2 separate regions of the Homo sapiens genome follow, and region 2 is linked to region 1. Evidence: chromatin loops called from intact Hi-C (ENCODE). Cell type or tissue: pancreas. All regions are shown on one strand.

Region 1 (8,000 bases):
AGGAAACACAGCTTTATGGAATTCTTGTTTTCTTTTTATGAGAAGAGAAATGCACCTATCTGCAGAAATTAAAAAACAATTATCAATAGTCAAAGTACAATTTGAAAATAAATTGATCTAATATTCTTTTTTCTTCATATAAATTTAATTAGCTTTTTCAAAAGTATGTTTACCAAGAATAATATCAGAATAATTTTAATAAAACTTGGTTGTCCTGTCATCACTATGCACATGCCTTCATTTTATTGCTTTATTTTAATCTCTGCATGTTTACACTGGTTGGCTCTCTGTCAGCCCAGCCAAAGCATATCTGGCCATTCCACAGAGTGTTTACCACACAGATTCTGGATTTTGAAATGGTATAGTCACTCCCTTGCCATCTCTCAAGTTCAGAAGCACCAGGGTTTGATGCTTCCAAGAGTGCAAACTGTAACTGGGCCTGAGGCAATTATTTTAACCAAGGGAAGGGAGAAGAGATGCAATGATATAAAGTCCTGGGTACTTGCTGGCTGTAAGCAGCACCTGCAAGGCCTTATATACTATACACAGAGGCACTGTATGGCAGACGCACCTGACAGCAATAACAAGATAATAAGTTAAGCAAATACACTGAGAATGACATTATGGTCTAAGAAGAATGTGTGTTCGGAGTCCCAAGCTAAGGAATCCGGGAGTGGCCAACCGGGAGTTTCATACCTTAATTGTGAAGGACACCTGAACCCCCAGCCATCCTTTGGAACATAGGTTGTACAGGGGATCAAAGCCTTCTGTTTTGGGTTAGATGGTGGTTGCTAGGTGGAGGGTGCTAAGTGAAAATGCTATATAAACTGCATGCTTTTTACAAACAGTAGTGGTTCTCTTGTCCAGCCCACTGCTACTGGACCATCCCTATGTAAGTTCCCCCAATAAACCCTATGTCTCATTCACTGTCTCTGAGTGTCTTCTTTGTCTTCTCAGACATGGTGCCATTCCACTGGAGTCAATAGGAGCCTGGCTTGACATAACATTACTAGGAGATGCAGAGAGTCAGGCTGGCCAATTCTGCCAGTGGTGAGTGTGGTGTTGCAGTCTTCTAAGTATCCTAATACAGCATTAAGTATTTCCATCCACATCCCTAGGGAACCCATTAGGCTTTATCAGGCCAATGGGAACCTCCCAGAGGAAAGCAGGACTGGGGGAGTATTTCCCCAGCTTCCACACTTAATATGATCCAAGGAACAGGGCTTAGAGCCCTCTCTCCCTCTATGGTCTCTTATTCAATCTTGGATTCAATTCAACTAATAAATTACAAATTCAAGCTGGGGAAATTTGAGAATGTTTAGATGAAGAAGGAATTTTTGTTGGGTGTAGGAGGAACGTAGGAATTAAATAGAGGTCGAAAAAAAGTCATAGCTTGCGGGGCTGAGAGGCTCTCAGAAGCAAAGGCCTGCCTTCACAAACTGCAAATGCTGTTGCTGGGATTGAAATGCAGTAGAGTGAGGCGGGAAATACAGGTGAAGATTCATTGTGCATTTACTCATTCACCATATGCCAGGCACTGTGCTAGACAACCAGAATCCAGCAGAAAAAAAAACAGAGGTGTCAGCTCTGGAAGCCACAGTCTAGGGAAGAAGCCACTGGGAGTCACAGCAGGCCATGGTGCCCACACCCTGTGGGAACACACTCTGGACTAAGGAAGATCATATACACATGATCCAGGAGCAGTGAGTATTCAGAGCTGGCAGGTCCTGGGTACTTTGAGGAAATACATTCAGCAAAGTTAGAGTGGGACTGTGGAGAAGGCACAGCACACAGGGCCTTGCTGGCTGATGGATTTGAGCTTTGCCTAAGGGCACAGGGAGCCCCTGAAGGGTATTAGCAAGGAGACGGCTGGAGCACTGCCCAGAGACAGGAGGTGAGAGGACAGAGGTGGGAGGCCAGTCACGAGCTCCTGCAGATGGCTCTGGAGAGGCCTTGGTGCCCTGGAGGGTGGGGTCAGGAAGGTAAGGGGTAGACAAGGAGGAGGACCATCTTGGAGGGAAGCGCACAGCTCCCTGAGTGATGGGGTGCAGAAGGAGGTGTGTGTCCAGGCAGTTAGAAGTGGCAGACGTTCTTGGAGGCTGTGAAAAGGTAGGGAATATGAAGGAAAAATATGATGTGGGAATAGAGGTGGTGGGGACACATCAGAAGCATGATGAGTGAGACGGCCCAGGAGACATGCAATTTGCGCCAAGGAGCATGGAGGAAAATTCTATTCCCAGGTTGCTGCCCAGCTACTCTAGAACACTACCTCCTCAGGGCGCTGCTTAGATATAGTATAGAAATGGGTATCTCAGGGCCTGACTGATTTCCTCATGGGGGATAGAGACCTGATAGAAATCTTGGCTGGTTCCAGGCCAATATCCAGGGCAAGCACATGAATCCATCAGAGTCAGCCTCAGGGAGAATGATGAGCCCATGGCCAAGGAGATAGTGAGCAGTTTTGGATTTGGAAAGCCAGTTTTCTTGGGAAAGATTTTATTACAGGTGTGCTGACAGGTGAAACAGTTTATGGGTGTTCTGTCTCTGAGTATTAAAAAGGGCATCCTGTTTTTGAAATACCCAAGCATTGCTGACTTCTCAGAGCTCTATATCTGTCCCAACACCTGAATGTGTATTGAATAGATTTTTATTGATTGGTATGTTTTGGTTACAAATGTTTTAGGTGCTTTTCTGTAAAGTACCTAAATACAAATAGAATGAAATTACTCGATTAGGACTGACATATAAAGTTAAATTTTCATATTCACTGATATGGATGAAACTCATCATTTTTAAGGCTCCAGTGGTTCTGTTCTAGGAACATATGTTTCTGTGGAACCTGGTAGATGCGTAACATAGGATTGATCTGTTCACAGTCTCAAAATAGCCTTGGAGGTTGACCCAGGCCTTGAAGCCCTGCTCTCAGGCCACTCTGCACCATTGGCTCGGTGACCTCCCAGAGATCTGAATAGGCCTAGTTGCTGCTCCTTGGAAACCTTGACTCCCCACAGATGAGCAGAAGCTGCTTCCTTTTCCCTAATCTATGGAAGGGTCACCAGGATAAAGCCCCTAGCGGGTGTGGAAGCCAGCTTTGGGAGAACCTAAGAAGTGCAATGGGAGCAGCTGTGAAAGGAAGATTGTGACTATACAGTCAAGCTGTGAGGCCAGGAAGACCCGGGACCCCCTCAGGGCTCTCAGAGGCTGAATATGAGGGCAGAAATCTCAGCTGCTTTGGCAGCAGAACAGCCGTGGGGACAGGAACACTCATATATTAATGAGACGCAAATTATCTTTCGGGTGCTTGTAGCACAAGCACATAGTCTTATAAGAAACACTTGAATAACAACTCCATTCAAAGCAGGGCTAGGCAGACTGAATAGATCAGCTCGGGGCTTATTTCCTCCCTCATTTAGCAGAGAGCTGGCTTAGCTTTCTGAATTGCTCAACGTAAAACACACTGAGACTAGCTGCTAAGCTTCAGAGGCTTCTCTCCACACAAGGCCACTTCCTGACCGGGAAGCTTCCAGTGTTTTCTAATTGCCCAGATGTTGCCATTTGGCCTATAGAGTGAAGGGCTTTACAGGGCGTGGTGCTTCTGGAGCTTTTCCACCCTGCGCCCAGCACAGCTGTGCCAGCCCAGGCCCAACTCCGGGCTGTGTGCTCTGCTGCTTCTCTGCCTGCAGTTTCCCCACAACAAACATAATTTTGTCTTTCTATCGAGCGATGGCTTTAGTGACGGGTGTCCCATGACCATGTTCTCAACAGCGGCTTCATTCAGGCCCTCCCTAGACCCAGAAGGCTGTCTTGGAGGACAGCTCCCAAGTATCCACGGAACTTGAGGCAAGAAGAGGGAAAGATACAAAAAAGGCAGAGAACAAAACTGAGGAAAGTAACACCCGCAGAGGGAGAGAAAATACAGCTTTCTGGAAAGACTGTTGCACGGGGTTTAGAAAAATTCATTCTTGATCATGGCTGTTTTGGCCAGGGGCCAGTCAGGAAAAAAAAAAAAAAAAGCCAGGAGGAGGAAGAGGAGAATGAGGATGACGAGGAGAGGGGGAAGAGGAGGGGGTAAGAGGAGCAGGGAGAGGAGGAGAATGGAGGAGGAGGAGGGGACGAGGAGGAAGAGGGGAAGAGGAAGAGGAGGGGGAGGAGGAGGAGAAAGAGGAGGAGGAGAGAAGGAAGAGAGGAGGAGGAGGGGAAGAGGCGGGGAGGCAGCCCCTGCCCACTCGAGGTGGTTCGTCAGAGTCGCTGTTGCATAGATCTGGTTACTAAGGTACTGGAATAGCTGAGACACCAAACAGGAAACAGCAGGCAACCCAGGACTCCTCAGCACCAAGTTGCTGCTCAAATCCCTAGCACTGCAGGGACAAAGGAGAGTCGCCTGGTGGGAACTGGAACCACATGGAGAAGTATCCCCAGGAAGCTCTGGGCCTGCGGAGGGAGGCGGTGCGGGCGACGCTGAAACCCAGCAGCTGCGCCGCCTGAGGCGGAGGTGAGAAGCGCCCTGGCTGGGCCTCCCTCCGGCGCCTCCCAGTGGCCGCAAGCTGGTCGGCGGCAGGTGCTGCGCAGTCAGCAGGACCCCGCGATGCGAACGAGAATGATGGGCATAAGGACTCCTCTCCATTTGCTGTGACATGTCAGGACAGGCCTTTCTTTCCGAGTTTCCCTTCTGAGATGGAAAGCGGTCTTTAGGCGTTTGTCCAGATCTGAATTTCTATGAGACAAGCATGAACTCTATCAGGAGACGTTGTGGTGGAACCACACCTGGTCATGGGCCTGGTGGGTGTGTCCTTCAAGAATGGGGTCTTCGGCCGGGTGCAGTGGTTCACGCCTGTAATCACAACACTTTAGGGGGCCGAGGTGGGCAGATCACCTGAGGTCAGTAGTTCGAGACCAGTCTTGCAAACGTGGTGAAACCCCATCTCTACTAAAAACACAAAAACTAACCAGGCGTGGTGGTGGGCGCCTGTAATCCCAGAGACCTACTCGACAGGCTGAGGCAGGAGAATCGTTTGAACCCTGGAGGCGGAGGTTGCTGTGAGCCGAGACTGCGCCACTGCACTCCAGCCTGGCGACACAGCAAGACTCCGTCTCAAAAAAAAAAAAAAGAATGGGGTCCTCATGCTAATATTGACCCGGGAGGAGCTAAAGTCTCTCCCACCACAGAGGTGGCCCTAAATCTAGGCAGAGTCTGGGAATGACAGAGTGGAGGTGTGATATGTCACCTGACATTCTGTTTCATGATGACAGGTACCGCATTCCACACTGACTCTTGTACCCCACGCAGGGTTGTGGCCTGGCTATTCTGGGTGTGTGGCTCCTGAGACAACGGTTGTGCTGCAGGTCCTTTCAGTGTAGCTTTCTCAGGAAAAAGTATTTAGGGCATGAGGTGAACCAATGGGAAAGGCAGACATTTTACTTGTTTTCCAAATACATTTATCAAGCATTATCAAGTCTGAGATTTTACCCTGCTTACAAGTTAACACACTAGCCTGCCATCGTTTCATGGATGTGGCAGGAGGCGTGAGGCTCCTGGATCAGGGACAGGATGGTTTAGCACTGACAGCAATAGCAGTAGTCAGGGTATCGGCACCTGCACCCATTCCTCAAACCTCAGTTCCCACTGAAAACATGAGGAGGACAGGTGAAGAGCCCTGAGGTTAGGAAACTCAAATCTTGAATAAGGGGTAGTAAGCTTGCCTGACCTTTGCCCTGGTGGAAAACACTATCCCTACCTTCAAATTCTGGAAGAAAACCTGCCCTCTCCCATATTGAGATTCCATACCTGTCAAGGCTGCTTATCATACAAACATCCTTGGAAAGGTAGCCTGGAGCACAGGCAGCCAGTGCTTCTGCTCAGAAGATGTGCAGGAATTCTAGAGACCCAGGAAAAATGCCTCCCAACAACATCCACCCCTTATTTCTATACTGTCTTGGCTTCTGGTGAATTTCCCCAGAGGAGACTATTTATCTGACTGACAGAAGCTGGGACCAAATTCATTTAGTGTGTCTCATACAGCATTGAATTGAGTCAACTATGAAAGGACTTCAAACAGCAAGATGAAGCCAACCTGCAGTACTGACCACAGCCATGCCTCCAAGGGTCCTTGATCCAAATAGCAGAACAAATCACATAAACTCTCAGGGCCTACTTTAGAAAGGCATGTGACTTGAGTTTCTGTATCGACTGTTCCTCTTGTCCAGAGGCCTTAATTAATCCAGGAATGGCGGCATGTACTAGTGATTGCACAGACTCCATGTTGGCCTGCACGGAGGAAGTCTAGAGAGATTCCATTATCCGTAATAACCCTGAACCAGTGAGCTGAGGCTGCCCTGAATGTCTTCCATTGCCAAGGTGGTGATCACTTCAGCTAAAACCAGGGACAAATTTCATACCATTAATTATGTGGCTTCCATTATAAGGGAAAATATCCTGAGAGTATATATGCATAGTGAGTCCGAGTAACTGAATTACTCATTTTGGAGCAATTTTAGAAGTTGTCTGAGGGCCACATGATCCACTGGCGGTATTTCCTTAAGCACTCAGAGGTCCCTCGTGGCCAATCCTAAGGTACAAGTCACCTAGAGGCCTGATAGGATGGAGAGTTGGATGTCTGCATCCAACAAAACCATGAAAGATGAAGTCCTTCCCTTCTCTGAATTTCCCCAGCATACTTGGATGGGTGTGTGCACCCATCTTGGGGAAAAGGAGACCTCCACCCCACCCCTAACAAACTTTCTCCTTAAAGGAGCTGAGGTTAAAGTAGAGGGGAACAGAGGGATGGATTTTCTAAGCATGGTGTGAAAGGGTGAAACTCTAAAGAAAAATATTGAGAGATCTGACATTATGATGATTTTTGAATATCCCAACTTGTGAATACCAAAAATGAAATAGATTTAAATTTAAAAGCAAGTAGAAAGTCATACGAAAAGTTTGAAATATTTTAATATATCCCTTTTTATATCATATAATAAACTTAATAGACTATGCTTGTACCAATCAATAAAACAATAATCAACAATCTAATATGTAAAGAAGCAATAGCTATAAATCTGCAAATTCACAACAATGGAGATATCATGAGTAATAAAATAGTACATTGTAATATTTGTGAATTATAAAAAGGCACAATAAGAGAATTTGAATTTTTAAAAACAAAACTGGCAAAGATTTTTAGAGATCATTGAACCTATATATTTTTTACTATATTAGATAGTTGTTCAATGAGTATCCACTTTCTCACTCTCTATCTCCGTGGGAGGCTGGGCTTGGCCCCATGACCTGTTTTAGCAAACAGAGCATGAGCAACAGTAACTGGCCAGTTCTGAGCAGAGGCCTCTCTGCTCAGAGACATTGTGAAATTCTTCTTGCCCTTCTGGAAGCTTCTGACCTCTGTGACAGAAACACATGCTCCAGGGAGCTGCCCCTCTCCAGCCTTGGCTGCAGAGAGTGGCATTGCAGTGCAGATCTGAACTCAGCCTGCAGCCTAAAGCAAGCCACCCTAGCAGACTCAGGGCCCCACAGCCTGAGGCAGAGCTACCCAACCAACCCTTGAACACTGGAGTGAGGAAAAAAGTTTATTGTATATGCCATTGAGATTTGGGGGTCAGGGTTTATTCTGCAACAAAAGGCTGACTTAAGACACAAATTGGTACCTAGAAGTGAGTATTCTATAACACAGGCCTAAGACAGGTAGCAGTAGTTTAGGTATCAAACAGTACAACAAAACATAATAGGCTGATAAACGTGATAAAACGGTTACAGAAAGCTAGAAAAAAGCGGCCAGTGTTATTGTCATGAAAAGACAAAACTCCGTTCAGTTGTTGTCTGTGATAACCTGGAAGACTGAACATGTCTTTTGTGTTCACGGCTCTATGCCTGGCATCAGACTTTGCTCAAAGCAGATATTCAAACACCAAGGGAATGGCTCAAATATTTTGGGCTAAGATGAGCATAGGAAAGAGGTTGAAGGTCTATTAGAGGAAAATAACTCGATTTC
Region 2 (8,000 bases), 120 kb before region 1:
GGACGCTTGTTTATAGTACAAAAGCTGGAACAAACAGGCAGGGAACACACAAGCCCTGCTCTGGCTCAGTTGGGAACACAGGTGCTGGTGACTCCAATTTCCCCTGCTCTGCACATGTCTGTGAATGACCACAAACACACCATGAGTACTGATTTGGGGGTTACTAATAGATTTCAGCAGGCAGGCAAAATCACAAATAGACTCCACGAATAATGGGGCTGACCTGTGCATTCTCAAATGGCTTTGAACTGTGAATGACTCTGTTTTACTAACACATGCGGTCCACATGTGGAGTTCTCACCCACAAGGCTCACGTGAGGGCTGTCAGCTTGGAGCTCTGGGATTCCTACTAGCTAACCAGAATTTTTCATGTTCAGAGGACAGAGTCTCAGAAACTATTTGCTCCTTAGACCATGTCCTCCCAGTGACTGAACCAAAGCTGAGATTTTTCTTAGTAAAATCGAACAAAGGATTGACTTTATAAAACTTCCGTTGAAAGATGGATGTAAGGGGGCACGTTACCTGGCTAGATAGAAAGTTCTGATTTTAAATATTCCAGATAACCATAAAAATCTATCACTGCTAAGGGAATGCCTAATTTCTAAAGAAGTAATTGAAGTCTGGTGGCTCACGCCTGTAATTCCAGCACTTTGGGAGGCCAAGTTGGGCAGACCACCTGAGCTCAGGAGCTCAAGACCAGCCTGGCCAACATGGCGAAACTCCATCTCTACTAAAAATACAAACATGTGGTGACATGCACCTATAATTCCAGCTACTGGGAGGCTGAGGCACAAGAATCACTTGAACCCAGGAGGCAGAGGTTGCAGTGAGCCAAGATTGCACCACTGCACTCCAGCCTGGGTGACAGAGTGAGACTCTGTCTCAAAAAAAAAAAAAAAATTACCCTCTGACATACATACACCTGCTCACAAATATATTGTCTGACCAGTGACAGCTGCTGCCTAGTGTCTGCAGGGAAGAGGAAGGGGGTGTCCAAGTGGTGGGCTTGGGGCATGACCTGAACCGGATGAATACTGGTATTGCTCCTGTGCAAATTAAAATTTGACCTAAGGCCTCCAGCAGGTCAGCAGGAAAGTGAAAGGAGACCCACACCCCTCCCTGAGCTCCCACTATCTCCCAGTATACAAAGGCCAGAGATGGCCTCCTCCCAGCAACACACGAGGGCCCAGTGCAGTATTCAGAAAGAGTTGACAGTGAGTGTCTAGGCTGGGAATTGACCCTGTTCCAAGGAGAGTGGCCTCTGGGTTGGAAGACTGAGGTGAGTGTATGGAGGGTCATGACAAAGCCACCCCCTAGGGGAAGGGAAGAGAGTACCAAGCCTGCCCTGGCTTTGCCAGATAAGGGATGGTAATGCAAGCTGGTATTTATGTTGATAAATATCTGTTTCCAGAGTGGGTAGGCCTGGGTGACAGTAGAGGGTGTTCCAAATAGATCCTGGAATTATGTTTGTCAAGCTTAAGCAGATGAGAGACCAGCATTGGCTTATGGGCCCTTCCCTGCACAGGCATACTGTCTAAGTCTGTTTACGTTGCTGTAAAGGAATAGCTGAGTCTGGGTAATTTACAAAGAAAAGAGGCTTGTTTCATTCACAGTTCTGCAGAGTGTACAAGTAGCATGGCACTAGCATCTGCTTCGAGTGAGGGCCTCAGGCTGTGTCTGCTCATGACAGGTGAAGGAGAGCCAGCACAAGTAGGGATCACATGGGGAAAGAGGAAGCAAGAGAGGTGCGGGGTGGTGCCGGGTTCTAACAACTGACTCTGGCAGGAACTAAGAGCTAGAACTCACTCATTACACCAAGGATGGCACCAAGCCATTCATGAAGGATTCGTCCCCATAATCCAAACATTTCCCATTAGGCCCCACCTCTAACACTGGGGGTCCAATTTCATCATGAAGTTTAAAAGGTCAAATATTCAAAATATAGCACGTTCCTAGCACCCTTCCACATAAACAGCTGCTCTTCATCCTCGGAATACCCACAGTGGCTGGGGCATTGTCCACAGCTGCTCAGAGCCCAAGGCCAGAAGCTTCTAGGACTTCTATTCCAGATTTTCTCCCCTGCACCCTCCCCCTTTCCCTGAAGTTGAGAGTCAGTGGGAGGAGCACAGAGAGAGAGGCTGAAAGAAAAGAAATAGTCAAAAGGGAGAATTTAAGAGGGCCCTTAAATCTAGGTAACCTTTGAGATGAGCAAAGTAATATTGAGAAACAAAACTGGTGGAGATGAGGGGAGACTGCCACAGTGTGAGTCTGCTGAGGAAGGAGCCAGTTAGGCTGAAAACATGGGTTCTCAGGGAGTGGTCTCCCTGGGGCCACCTGTGACTGAGGGGTAAGGCAGGATGCACCACTGAGGAGGGAGAGATATCCTGTTTAGTTTTTCTTTAAAGTTTATTATTTCTTATGGTATGTTTTTATAATGTATGCAAATATATTAGAATAATGGTATGCATAAGTATGCAGAGGATGCATGAATAACAAATACACACACATTTGGAATGCATGCTCAATTTTTTTTAACCCCATTGTCCAATCAAAAACACTGGGACTGAGGCCAGGCTTGGTGGCTCATGCCTGTAATCCCAGCATTTTGGGAGGCCGAGGCGGGAGGATCACGAGGTCGGGAGATCGAGACCATCCTGGCTAACACAGTGAAACCCCGTCTCTACTAAAAATACAAAAAAAAAAAATTAGCCAGGCATGATGGCGGGCACCTGTAGTCCCAGCTACACGGGAGGCTGAGGCAGGAGAACGGTGTGAACCTGGGAGGTGGAGCTTTTGGTGAGCCGAGATCACGCCACTGCACTCCAGCCTGGGCGACAGAGAGAGACTCCGTCTCAAAATAAAACAAAACAAAAAAGACAAACAACAATAACAACAACAACAACAACAAAAACATTGAGACTGACATTTTGGGCTGGATGATCACAAAAATAATAAAAATAATAAAAAAGAAATACTGAGGACTCCCATTCTAAAGGAGCAAATGTGGAAGTCTGTGGACAGATTCTTACCAGGTGTATTAGTCCATTCTCACGCTGCTATGAAGAAATACCCAAGACTGGGTAATTTATAAAGAAAAGAGGTTTAATTGACTCACAGTTCCACATGGCTGGAGAGGCCTCAGGAACACAATCATGGCAGAAGGCACCTCTTCACAGAGTGGCAAAAGAGAGAATGAGTGCCAAGCAAAGCGGGGAAAGTCCCTTATAAAACCATCAGATCTCGTGAGAACCCACTAACTATCACAAGAATAGCATGAGGGTAACCGCCCCCATGATTCAATTACCTCCCAGTGGGCCCCTCCCATGACTCGTGGGGATTATGAGAAATACAATTCAAGACGAAATTTGGGTGGGGACACTTTCAAACCATATCACCAGGACTCTGAAACCAAAGCAGTCTTTTGAACATGCTCTGTCTTGATTAATGACATTAATTTTAAGACTCCTTCTCACACCTTTTTTTAAAAAAACTAGAAATGTGAATCCTTCCATTTATGCAATGGAAATTAGTGTAATAGTCACTTACAGCCAATAACTTCTTTTCACTCACCCCATCCCCATCCTCTCCCCATCTGCCCCCCTCCATCGACTGGAGTTGTGCCTTGCCTGCATCCTAGTGCTCCCTCTAGGGCACATTGCATCCTCACATTGTCCTTCTGGAATGTCATTCTGGCAGTTCACATCTCCCACCTGTCCCCTCAAACCACACCTACAACCATGCCTTGGCTAATTTATCTTTCCCACTCCTAGGCTTTTGCTCACAAATTCCCTCTGCCTCTTCTTAGCTACTCATGAGACCATGTCCATCTTTTAATTCCCTACTGAAGTGACAGTATCCCTGCGGTGCCTCCTGTCATCCCTCTGGTGAGGGTTTCATTCCACTAGTGCTGGTTGTCCTTCTACGTAGCCCCTGTTCTATTCCACCCAGTTCTAGTGCTGACTGGCTTCCTAGTGAACCAGGAGTGTCTGAGGCAGGGCCCGGTTCTCCTCACCTTTCCCTGCTTCCTAACCCAGGGAGGAGCCTCTGCACAGCTGTGTGAGCTGAAAGAAGGGCTGCATGGTGAATGAGCCTGCCACATCTGGACTGAGCACTGCTGGGCTCTCTGCATGCCATTTGGCCATGAACAGCTTAGAAATGAAAATGGTGTTTTCCACTTTACCCATTTGCCGTTTCTCTCCTCATGTGTATTCATGGGTGATCCTAGCTCACTCTTTGGCAAAGGACACACTGTTTCTGAAACTGAAAAAGATGTGTGTTTAATTCATGTGGAAGAATGAGTGACCGAAACTTGATAAACAAGTCAGGAAAAAATGACCACAGGTGGGCCTTGCCTTAGAAGACATCACCACTGTGGTAATTAGCATATAGAGTGCTGGCTCCGGGACAGGCAGCACTGCAGAGCAAGCCGGGCAAGGGCCAGGGCGAACTGGAGGAGGGTCCCTGTGCTTGGAGAGGGGTGAGAGCGGCAGGCTGGACAATTTGGCTTGGTTTTAGACATCGTTGGGACCTACCTGAAGCTGGGGCATACTTCACCTTTGCGCTTACTCATAGGCTGTGTAGCCCGTGCTGGGGAGACCGTCAATCCCAGGCTGAGGTTTTCTGTGGTCTCGCCTGGAAGCCACGGGTGTTTACCAACACCACTCCCACCCCCATACACACTCCCTACTAGGCATTCACTGCCATTTCTGACTTCCCAGGGCTGCATGGCTGCCGAAATTCCCATGCAAGCCTTTAGCCTCCCAGAGCCTGGCTTTGTTTTCCCTTAGAACAGCACATCTTGGTAATCAGCCAATGAAAGAAAAATGGAATGCAGCATTTTGAGCCTCTTCTCTTCAATTCCCTTCTTTCTGGGATTTTGCCTTTAAATTTCAGGTGCCTAGGCAGCCTCAAATTCTGACTTCTGTCTCCTCAGTCAACTGAAATAATCACTTTTTGCTTTGCTTTATCTCCTGGGCTGCAATTCAGAAACTGTCTTCGAGTAAACCCGGGGCACATGGGGCTTGCCTTATGTGCGTCCCTCCTCCAGAGGACCAGCTCCTCACAGCCAATCCATGCTTGTTGCTCTCCAGTGCATCTCATCCTTTGTTTTCTTGTTTTTGCCTAGCTTTTATAGCTATTTTTGGTGATAGGAAGGGTCCAAACCTAGCTACTCTGCAGTGGCCAGGATCAGAAAGAATTTTGCAGTTGTTATTCCAAAATCTCAATAGAATTGTCAAATTTCTCACATACAGTCAAGGCTACTGTCTTCTAATATGGAAGTAGAGGTGAACGCAAAGCCAGCCAACTTAGAGAATTTCCTTCCTCTTCTATAAACATCACCTTCATTTTGGCAGTGCTATCTAGTAGAGTTAGAGCATGTCAGCCACATAGGTAACTTAAATGTTTTCAGTAGCCACATTATTATTATTATTATTATTATTATTATTATTATTATTTTGGTAGAGACAAGGTTTCATTCTGTCACCCAGGGTGGTCTTGAACTCCTGGATGTTTATGTAGGAACACATATTCATTTTAAGTTTCCTCCAATCTCAGTTTCCTGAGATGCCTGTAGCATCCTGCACATTCCTTCTACAGCACATGCACCTTTTACCCAAGATATAAGCCCTGGGTCTGGAGGGTCGCAATGCGGAGATCTGCCTGTCTTGCAACCGCAAAAGACCACACTTCTATCTGTAAATTCCCCCTAAAAAATCACCCAATACCGACAAACTGGATTTGTCTGCCTCTTTCTTTGGTTTCTTGGATCCTGTGTCATTTGGGGGTCATTTTCCATGCACAGCCTTTTCACAGAACACCCAATCATTCATTGTGATTTGCTTCTAAACACTTCAGTATAGATACTGGGGTGTGTGTGTGTGTTTCTGTGCCATCTATACCCTGTGGGCTGTTGCCCCCATCCCAGAGGTGGTCAATTAGCATTCATTAGCAACTAATTGGGATCCTCACTCAAGAAAGCTGTGCTAAGTTTCAAATATTTCTGCAAAGGGGTCATTGTTAATTTGCATAAGACATATCAGAAACTACTTGTATTGGTGAAATAAGTGATGTTCACCACATGGGGCTGTGCTGGTATCTTCCCCCTTTCCCATGAATGTGGTAGGAGAATCAGAAGTGCCCAGTGGTCCCATACTTTGAGAACCATGCCCTGGTTTAAAATCCTGGCCCTGTGTTCCCCACTAAACAGAGGACACCATAGTCTGACACAGTGTTCCCGCCATCAGAGCACATTCCTGTCTGCCTGGAAGGGGCATATACAGGAGCATGTCTGGGCCACCTGAAAACCCAAAGGCTCACAGACCAGGTGGCATGATAGGGGACCTGCTTGCCAATGACAGTTTACTCCCCTGCAGAATTCTTGGTAGTGAGGTTCTGAGGAAGGCAACTAATATTTGCTGATAAACACAGAGAGAACATGGTGACTAGGGAAGACCAGACCTGCTTGGGTGACTCCAAACACTGGTTAGTGGGTTGGGTTTTCTTATTTTCTTGAACTCATGGAAGTAACAAAATATGCTAATAGTAACACAGGGCTAGAAACAGTTCAAGTTTAACGTAGGAAATGATCTTTTCTTTTTTTTTTTTTTTTTTTTTTTTTTTTTTTGAGACGGAGTCTCGCTCTGTCGCCCAGGCCGGACTGCGGACTGCAGTGGCGCAATCTCGGCTCACTGCAAGCTCCGCTTCCCGGGTTCACGCCATTCTCCTGCCTCAGCCTCCCGAGTAGCTGGGACTACAAGCGCCCGCCACCGCGCCCGGCTAATTTTTTGTATTTTTAGTAGAGACGGGGTTTCACCTTGTTAGCCAGGATGGTCTCGATCTCCTGACCTCATGATCCACCCGCCTCGGCCTCCCAAAGTGCTGGGATTACAGGCGTGAGCCACCGCGCCCGGCCGGAAATGATCTTTTCTTAAAAATAATTTGGTCACTATTCTTCAAGGAATTCCCCCAAGGAGTTTTCTCCTAAAGATTAGTCTTTTATCCCTAAGTCACTCCTATCTCCTTCAGTTACAAGATTTTCCCCTTCTTACGGGCTGAGACATCACTTCCTAAATTCATGTCATATGTGGTTGAGAGTAGCCTTCTGTGTAATCAGAGTTCTCCGCAGAAACAGAACCACTGGGATATACAGATGCTCCTCAACTTATGATGGGGTTATGTCCTGATAGACCCACCATAAGTAGAAATATCGTAAGTCAAAAATGCATTTAATACACCCTGCCCACCAAATATCGTAGCTTAGCTTAGCCTACCCTGGCCCACTTTAACATGGTCAGAATAGCAATAGGGAAGAGTATCTTACTGCCTGTGGCTAAGCTGGGAAAAGATCAAAATTCCCATTTTAAAGTATGGTTTCAACTAAATATATATCACTTTTGCATCATTGTAAAGTGAAAAATAATCATAAATTGAACCATTCTAAGTCAGGGGCCATCTGTATATAGGTTTATAAGGGGAATGTGAAGTCCTAATTAGGGAAAAGGAGTCAGGCTGGTGGGACCAGGGGAAAACAAAGAGATAAAGCAAATGAGCTATAGGTCTGCCTTTTTTTATGGCCCAGGACATATGGCCATATGTCCTGGGCCATAAAGATAAGTCTTTTATCCCTAAGTCACTCCTATCTCCTTTAGTTACAAGATTTATCTGTGCAGGACATATGGCCATATGTCTTGATGACGTACATAACTCAAAAAATTCCTGCTTACCATCAAATGCCTCAATTTATCAAACACTCCGGCTGACAGAAGAATGCAAGTTAAGCTCTCTGCTGCCTTGGCATTATCAACCAGCCCAAGTTCCATTCTATAAAATCTCCAGCAAGCCTTTGTCTCCTTGCAGTCAGCTCCTCTTCTGCTGATCCTGCCCGTTGCCTTCTTGCAATGTATTTTCATACTTTCTATAATAAATCTGCCTTTCTTTACCTACAAATGTTTTGGTAAATTCTTTTACCCCCTCACCACCAGCCCAGATAGTCACCACTC

The links. Peaks named below come from ENCODE experiments on the same cell type or tissue, not always from the same donor. Only the 100,000 strongest peaks of a DNase experiment are listed, where the experiment ranks them.
Region 2: a loop joins it to region 1, with 2.3 times the contacts of the local background. A loop is called at or near these places in 10 of 110 quality-filtered maps.

What each region holds. Positions count from the first base shown.
Region 1 is chr3:46,625,617-46,633,616 of GRCh38, forward strand. It overlaps FAM240A (family with sequence similarity 240 member A), which reads left to right. Exons shown (of 3, transcript NM_001195442.2): 3 at 1-927. Among named protein-coding and RNA genes, the nearest start is that of FAM240A, 17 kb to the left of the region's middle. RefSeq lists an enhancer at 4,013-4,761 and a silencer at 4,450-4,499. In pancreas, a CTCF peak has its summit at 4,525 (motif pointing left); a DNase peak (open chromatin) is centred at 4,495; H3K27ac peaks cover 299 bases.
Region 2 is chr3:46,501,722-46,509,721 of GRCh38, forward strand. No RefSeq gene overlaps it. Among named protein-coding and RNA genes, the nearest start is that of RTP3, 7.7 kb to the left of the region's middle. In pancreas, no CTCF peak of the experiment used is centred here; no DNase peak of the experiment used is centred here.